2 separate regions of the Homo sapiens genome follow, and region 2 is linked to region 1. Evidence: chromatin contacts called from ENCODE Hi-C data. All regions are on one chromosome and are shown on one strand. Each heading gives the region's core, a stretch centred on a gene start or an enhancer-like site at or near the end of the contact. The rest is flanking DNA. Distances are from core to core; before and after follow the strand shown. Region 1 overlaps LRMDA (leucine rich melanocyte differentiation associated). Region 2 overlaps LRMDA (leucine rich melanocyte differentiation associated).

Region 1 (3,025 bases), core at 222-2,721:
ATTCAATGGGAGGAAGATATTTGGAAAGCAGTAAATGCTGAAGGGGACCTGGGGGATACTGGACAGCAAATTAGATGTGGGTTTTCATTGTGTTAGGCCAACAGAAATTGGTAATGCAATCTTGCGCTGTATTTTCCAGCAGTCCCCTGGAGCAGCTGGGAGGAGAAAGCCTCTTTCACCAGCCAAGATCAAGTCTGCTCGCCCCACACACTCCTGAAGAATGGCCTGGCTGGGGCTGGGGTGGAGGGAGGGGTCGCTTTACTTTCCCCTGGCCCCTACCTCACAGGGATGGTGACTTTCCTTTCTCTAAGCCTTACCCTGACCCTGTGTCCTTGGAGAGTCGGTCTCTTTCCTGTCTCCCAGCGTCTTGCTGCAGAATGCTGTGGGATGTTGGTCTGCCTGGGACAGCCAAGGGAGGACAGTCCTGCCTGGAAAGTCCTGGTCTGCAGGGAAGACTTGGCCTCAGGTGTTTGTTTCCATGTAAGCTAAACATAGCCATCTTTTCTAGTGATCCTGGCTTCCTCCCCGCTCTCCCTCACACTCACACCCCCATCCTCTTCCTCATGAAGGATTTCACCTGCAGATAGCCTCTATAGACAGAGGAATATTTGACAAAACACAAGCATCTGCCCCAGCAGCTGTTCCCAGCAATGGGGATCAGTCACCAACTCCTCCCACCTCCTCCTTCTCATGCTTCACTCTTCTGCACCACCCCCCGCCCAATTTTATAGTCTTCTCAAGTTTAAAGACTTCCCTTGACATGCATAAAACCAAATTTCTCTTCTGGGGACCAGTGAACACATATTCTGATTTTTTTCTAGTTCCTCGCCTTACCCCATTCTCAGGAAAGCCCAGTTACTTCGTGAGTTCAGAGCACTTCCTTGCTGGGGCGCCTGCTAAGTGGGGTGAGTTTAACTGGAGCACCCCTCCCAACTTTTGGGAAAGAGTTCACTCTCACCAACCCATACTTTCTGCCTTTCCTTCTCTGGGATTGTCTTACCTCTGGAAATCCTTCAGGGACTTCTAGGGAATGGCTATGTCAATGGGGCTGGTAAAAAGCAGCTGTGGGCTGGTAAATGTCAGAAGCTGTTTGCAAGGCTGGGAAAATTCACTGTTTATTTCTTCAAACAAGCCCTAGTTTCCTCCACTGAGAATGTTCTTCATCAAACTCATCATTCAGGTTTGTATTCAGAGCAGTTTAGCTTAGGCATGCAATTGTCAGTCAACACTCGTAAGTAAGTGGCCAAGTTTAAAGTTACTCTTTGAATATTTCTATACACTCTATTCAGTAAGTGTTCACCAAGTCCCTTCTCTGTGGCTACCACACAGCTAAATACTCATGTGTATATGTGTGGGAGAGAGAGCGTTTTACTCTCGTGGAGGGGCCCGAATGAAAAAGGCATCACCGTGGAAGAACTTGAGCTTTCAGTCCTGATAGGTCATGGATATAAATGGATGGCAGCTGCTAGCACAGTGATTTATGAGTGATGCTCCCAGCCAAAGGAAGTCAGGCACATTCTAGAACTGCAGACCGCTGTGTACAGGGCATCTCAGTATATTTAGCAAAATGAGATTGCAAACCACAGAAAAAAGGGCTGAGTGGGTGGAGAGGAAGAACATTCTCTGGCCAGAAACTTGCTGAACTTTGAGGCCAGGGACCGGAGGCTTTGCAGAGGTGGGGAGAGACGTTCTTTGGCTTGTCCGACAGAAATAAATCACCACTGAGGAGATATACCAAAGGCCAATTATATGGAGTGTTTTCTTGGAAAATCATCTCCCAGACAGGCCCTGTAAATCATCCCCAGCATTGGCAGACATTCAGATCTGCCTGGTGGGGCGGGTGGCATGCCAGTGCACCCCAGTGTCAGGTAGAGGAATTACACAGGGGTAGTCTCGTTGTAGCAGGGAAAACAGAGGTCAGGTACTAGCTGTCTTCATCCGAGGAAGCAGTGTAGGGCAGAACTGTTTGTTCTGTCCTAGGAATTGTAGGGCCAAGGCTTTTGACCAGGTTTTGCCACTTACTTGTTCTGCGACTTTCAGATTCTCTACAAACAGAGTGGGGACTGGGTTATCTCTGAGGTTCCTAGAAGCCCTGACATTAATTTTATGCCTTTGTGTTCTCTATAACTTCTGCATAGCGTAAGCTTTTGCATACCACACCCTATGCTGGTAATTATCCCAAGAGAGACAAAAATTTCCATCTACCCAGCAAGGTTAGTCATACAGGATCATCTTGGGAGGGTGATTGGGGTCCCTCAAAGCCAGGTCCTCAGTGTAGCTGTAGAGAGAGATGGGAATTTAGCCTGGAGAATGAAGAGCTAAGGGGGATGCCAGAGGTACTGTGTTCAATATTGGAAGGGCTTCATGTGGAAGAGGGATCCGTGTCTGTTGTCCTACTCTGTAGGCCAAAAACAGGACCAATGAACTGCAAATAGAGGGGCCCAAAAGGAAGGAAAAGATAAACCAGCAATCATTATTCCATTGCTCAGTGACACAAACTTTGATTTCCTCAGTGTTTGAAAATATAGCAAGAACTCTTAACTGGCCAAATGTGGTGGCTCACACCTGTTATACCAGCACTTTGGGAGGCTAGAGTGGAAGGATTGCTTGAGCCTGGGAGTTCAAGACCAGCCTGGGCAACATGCAGACCCTGTCTCTACAAAACAAACAAACAAAAAATTATCTGGACAAGGTGTACCTATAGTCCCAGCTACTTGGGAGGCTCAGGTGGGAGTATCACTTGAACCCGGGAGGTTGAGGCTACAGTGAGCCGTGATTATACCACTGCACTCCAGCCTGGGTGACAGCAAGACACACAAAGTCTCACAGACACACAAAAAGAACTCTAACCATCAGAACTATCCAACAGTGGCACCTAAACCTGGCAGAGCGGAAAGTGATCCATCACTGCTGTAATCTAGCCGAGGCTGGGTGACAGTCATGGTCACAGCAGAGAGGACAGGATGCTCCTTTCTGCTCTATCTGTAACCATCTTCTGTCCCTGGAATGAGCTGAGTGAGGAATG
Region 2 (3,025 bases), core at 251-2,750, 63 kb after region 1:
GTCCTGCACCTACTCTCTGGCACTCCCCAGTGAGATGAACCCGGTACCTCAGTTGGAAATGCAGAAATCACCCATCTTCTGTGTTGCTCACGCTCGGAGCTGTAGATCGGAGGTGTTCCTTTTCGGCCATCTTGGCTCCTCCGTTATTATCTTTACTGTTGCTTATTTTGAACAGGCCTACAAGCATCTCCTGGTGCACATGACCTAGAGTTTCTCTTGGAATAGAGTCGCTGAGTCTTTAGTTATGCATACTTTTAACTTTACTAGAAAATACCAATCTGTTTTCCAAACAGTTGTTCTAGTTTAACATTCCCACCAGCAAAATAGTAGAGTTTCTGTGTATATACATTTTCTCCAGCACTTCTTATTGTCCAATTTATTATTTTTGAGGACAATTAAGTGGGTGTAAAGTGGTATCCCCTAGAATTTTGGTTTGAATGTTCATCTTCCCTTAGGTGATTTTTCCAGAACTGGAATTCTGTATCTCCTTTGCACTAACAAAGCAGTAGATTACTGTAAAGCTATAAAACACAAATTAAATAATATGATCATCTGTAATGCAGCAGTCAAGGAGTGATTAGGATGTGCTGTGAGGACGGAAGAGAAGTCATTCTTACAGTGCAGTAGAAAAAGCCTTGGTCTTGAATCAGGAGAGTCAGTGCCTGGTCCTAGCTCTGTAAGTGATTGGCTGAGTGACTCACATGAAAACCTCATTTTTCAGTGTTTCCATTTCCTCATCTGTTATTTAAGGGTGTTGATCACAGAGAGTATGCTCTGGTCTACATTTTTGTCATTTAGTAAATCATAATCATCACATTCTTTTGGGTGTTTCTTTAAAGCATTTGGCCTCCATTTTCTCAGGTGATATTTCCAATACCTAAGTAATGTAGGCAGAGAAAAGATGAAATAAAAGCCTACAAATTTTGGCAGGGGTCTCCGTAGTGTGACTGTGGGGAGACCAGGAAGCTCCTCAAGCCCATAAATATCTCTGTTCTGGCCTCCCTTAGAGCCTAAAACTCCACAATTACTGTTTCACTGCTATAGTTCTTGAATGCCTTTGGGTCTGTTGGAGTCTTCCATTAAAATGCAAATGTCCCTGGAGGGGGTGGGGAGAGCCTTTAAGCTCATTATCACCTAAATCTTCCACAGGGATTAATTGATCAGATCCTTCCCCATCAGACACCTGGTTGGAAACAGAGCCTGTGGGAATGGGCACCTGGTTGATGAGGGGAAGCCCTGGGAGGGAGAAGAAAGGTTATAAAGAGAGAGGTGGACCAACCAGGGCTCCCTAGGGTTTGGCCATTTGCTGCTTCCCACAGGCTCATCTCTAGCCAGAAGCTCAAAATCCAGCTGGTCAAACACACTGGGCTACTGCTGTCTCCTTGGGGGGAAGTTTCCTCTTAGAACTAACTAAAGGCTGCCAACCAGCGGCAAACCCTCCTGTGTCTGCAAATGGCTGCCAAAAGCCCCTCCGCGCTACACACTTCTGTGGCAGATGCCTCTGAGCAGCCTTCTTTATGAGTCAGTGCTAAAGCCTAGCCCAGGTTCTAATGTGGCCACTCTGAGGCGTGGACAGGCCTTGTCAAAGGCTGGGCATGCGTGTGGGTGCCTCATCTGCTTTGTTTGACATCCAAACAACTCTTTTAAAATGTGGCTCTAGCCCCACCTCACAAAGGGGGCCTGAAGGGTGTTGTGGAATGTGCTTGGACCTGCTCTGTTTTCTTTCGGTCACCCACACAAAAATGTGCCTTCCCCTCCCCTGCCAGGAAACTCCCTCAGCAATGCATGGTTTTGCCTCCGCTGACCCTGGCCCCTTAACATGTCAGAATGTTAATAAAACACTACGGCTGTCATAACGCAAGGTTAAATGAAGTCTTCACAACCTGTCCATTAAGCGGATGTTTGTGTGTGTGGCTTTCTGCAGCTTCTCTCTGGATACAGCCTGTCTCAGTTTGTGGGCAGTCGATCGAGCCTTGGGCCTTTGTCTTTGTTCACTGTTGTGTTTAAATCCCCCCCATTCATTAATCATCCCTTTGCCTATTTATACCGGTGGCAAGGATAGCGAACACACTTAACGTCTGCTTTTGTTTTGGTGGCACCCTTTGTGAGGACCAAGGCAGAGCTAATTATTAACTGCGAAAAGACGTTAAAACTTTTAGATAAGCGCCAAATGCTGCATCCACTGAGACGCAGTTTTGTTTAAACCTTCGAGAGCTTGCGGCCAAGCAACTGGGGTGGCTTTATTTAGCTTTGAGTCCAGGGGAGTGATGCCAGTGCTCAGATAATTAATAGAGGCTCTCCATTAAGACCCAGCCGGGCAGCAGAATCCAAGCGCCCTGTATGCACCTCTGAACACCCAGCTGGGTCATCCAGACCTGAGCAGGCACAGGCAGGGGTGGCAGCTTCAGACGTAGGGCTCAAGGGGGCTCCTCCAACCTATATGTTTACATTTCCTGTGTACATTTCCTGTGAAGATCTTCGTTGTCAGCTTTTGGTGACTTTTACACCCTCCAGTAGGATCCTGATTTTCCTTTGCTGTTGGACATTTTGTGGAGCCAACTATTTTAGGTACAGCTATATCAGCTTATTAAACAGTTATGCGGCTTGCTACTGTTCTTCTGAAAGAGGTCTCCCCGACCACGTTTTCTAAAGCAGTTGCCTAAGCCCACAGCCATCCCTCAGTTACCTCTATTCCATTACCCAGTTTTTTTTTCCCCTCCAAGGCATCTGTCGCTATTTGAAATAATCGTATTTGTTTGTATTTCTTGTCTGTTTGATACTAGAATGTAAACCTCTTGTATCCTTTGCACTTAGCTCTTGATCGTCGCCTGGCACATATCAGGGGCCAAACAGATATTTATTTTATGTGTGGGGGAGGAAAAAAATATATTTCCCTCTACCCATTCTAGGCTCATTGGCCAGGGCCCTGTAAATTAGATTGCCAAAAGATAGGTTAACAAGAGAAAAGTATTTTTTGTTGTTGTTGTAAATTTTATTTTTGAATTGCATTTTTTCCTGCTGATAC

The links. A loop is a pair of places that touch in the nucleus more often than their neighbours do. Pooled maps may share reads with other maps.
Region 2: a loop to region 1 is called in a pooled map, with 3 times the contacts of the local background. The contact joins two enhancer-like sites. A Hi-C loop is called at or near these places in 1 of 50 pooled maps.

The regions. Positions count from the first base shown.
Region 1 is chr10:76,085,297-76,088,321 of GRCh38, forward strand. All of the region lies in intron 5 of LRMDA (leucine rich melanocyte differentiation associated), which reads left to right. Among named protein-coding and RNA genes, the nearest start is that of MIR606, 530 kb to the left of the region's middle. Within about 2 kb of position 1,472, at least 11 of the 41 ENCODE cell types and tissues checked have a DNase peak (open chromatin) inside an H3K27ac peak, as active enhancers do.
Region 2 is chr10:76,148,696-76,151,720 of GRCh38, forward strand. The region is part of intron 5 of LRMDA (leucine rich melanocyte differentiation associated); the gene reads left to right. Among named protein-coding and RNA genes, the nearest start is that of MIR606, 600 kb to the left of the region's middle. RefSeq lists an enhancer at 847-1,755. Within about 2 kb of position 1,501, at least 7 of the 41 ENCODE cell types and tissues checked have a DNase peak (open chromatin) inside an H3K27ac peak, as active enhancers do.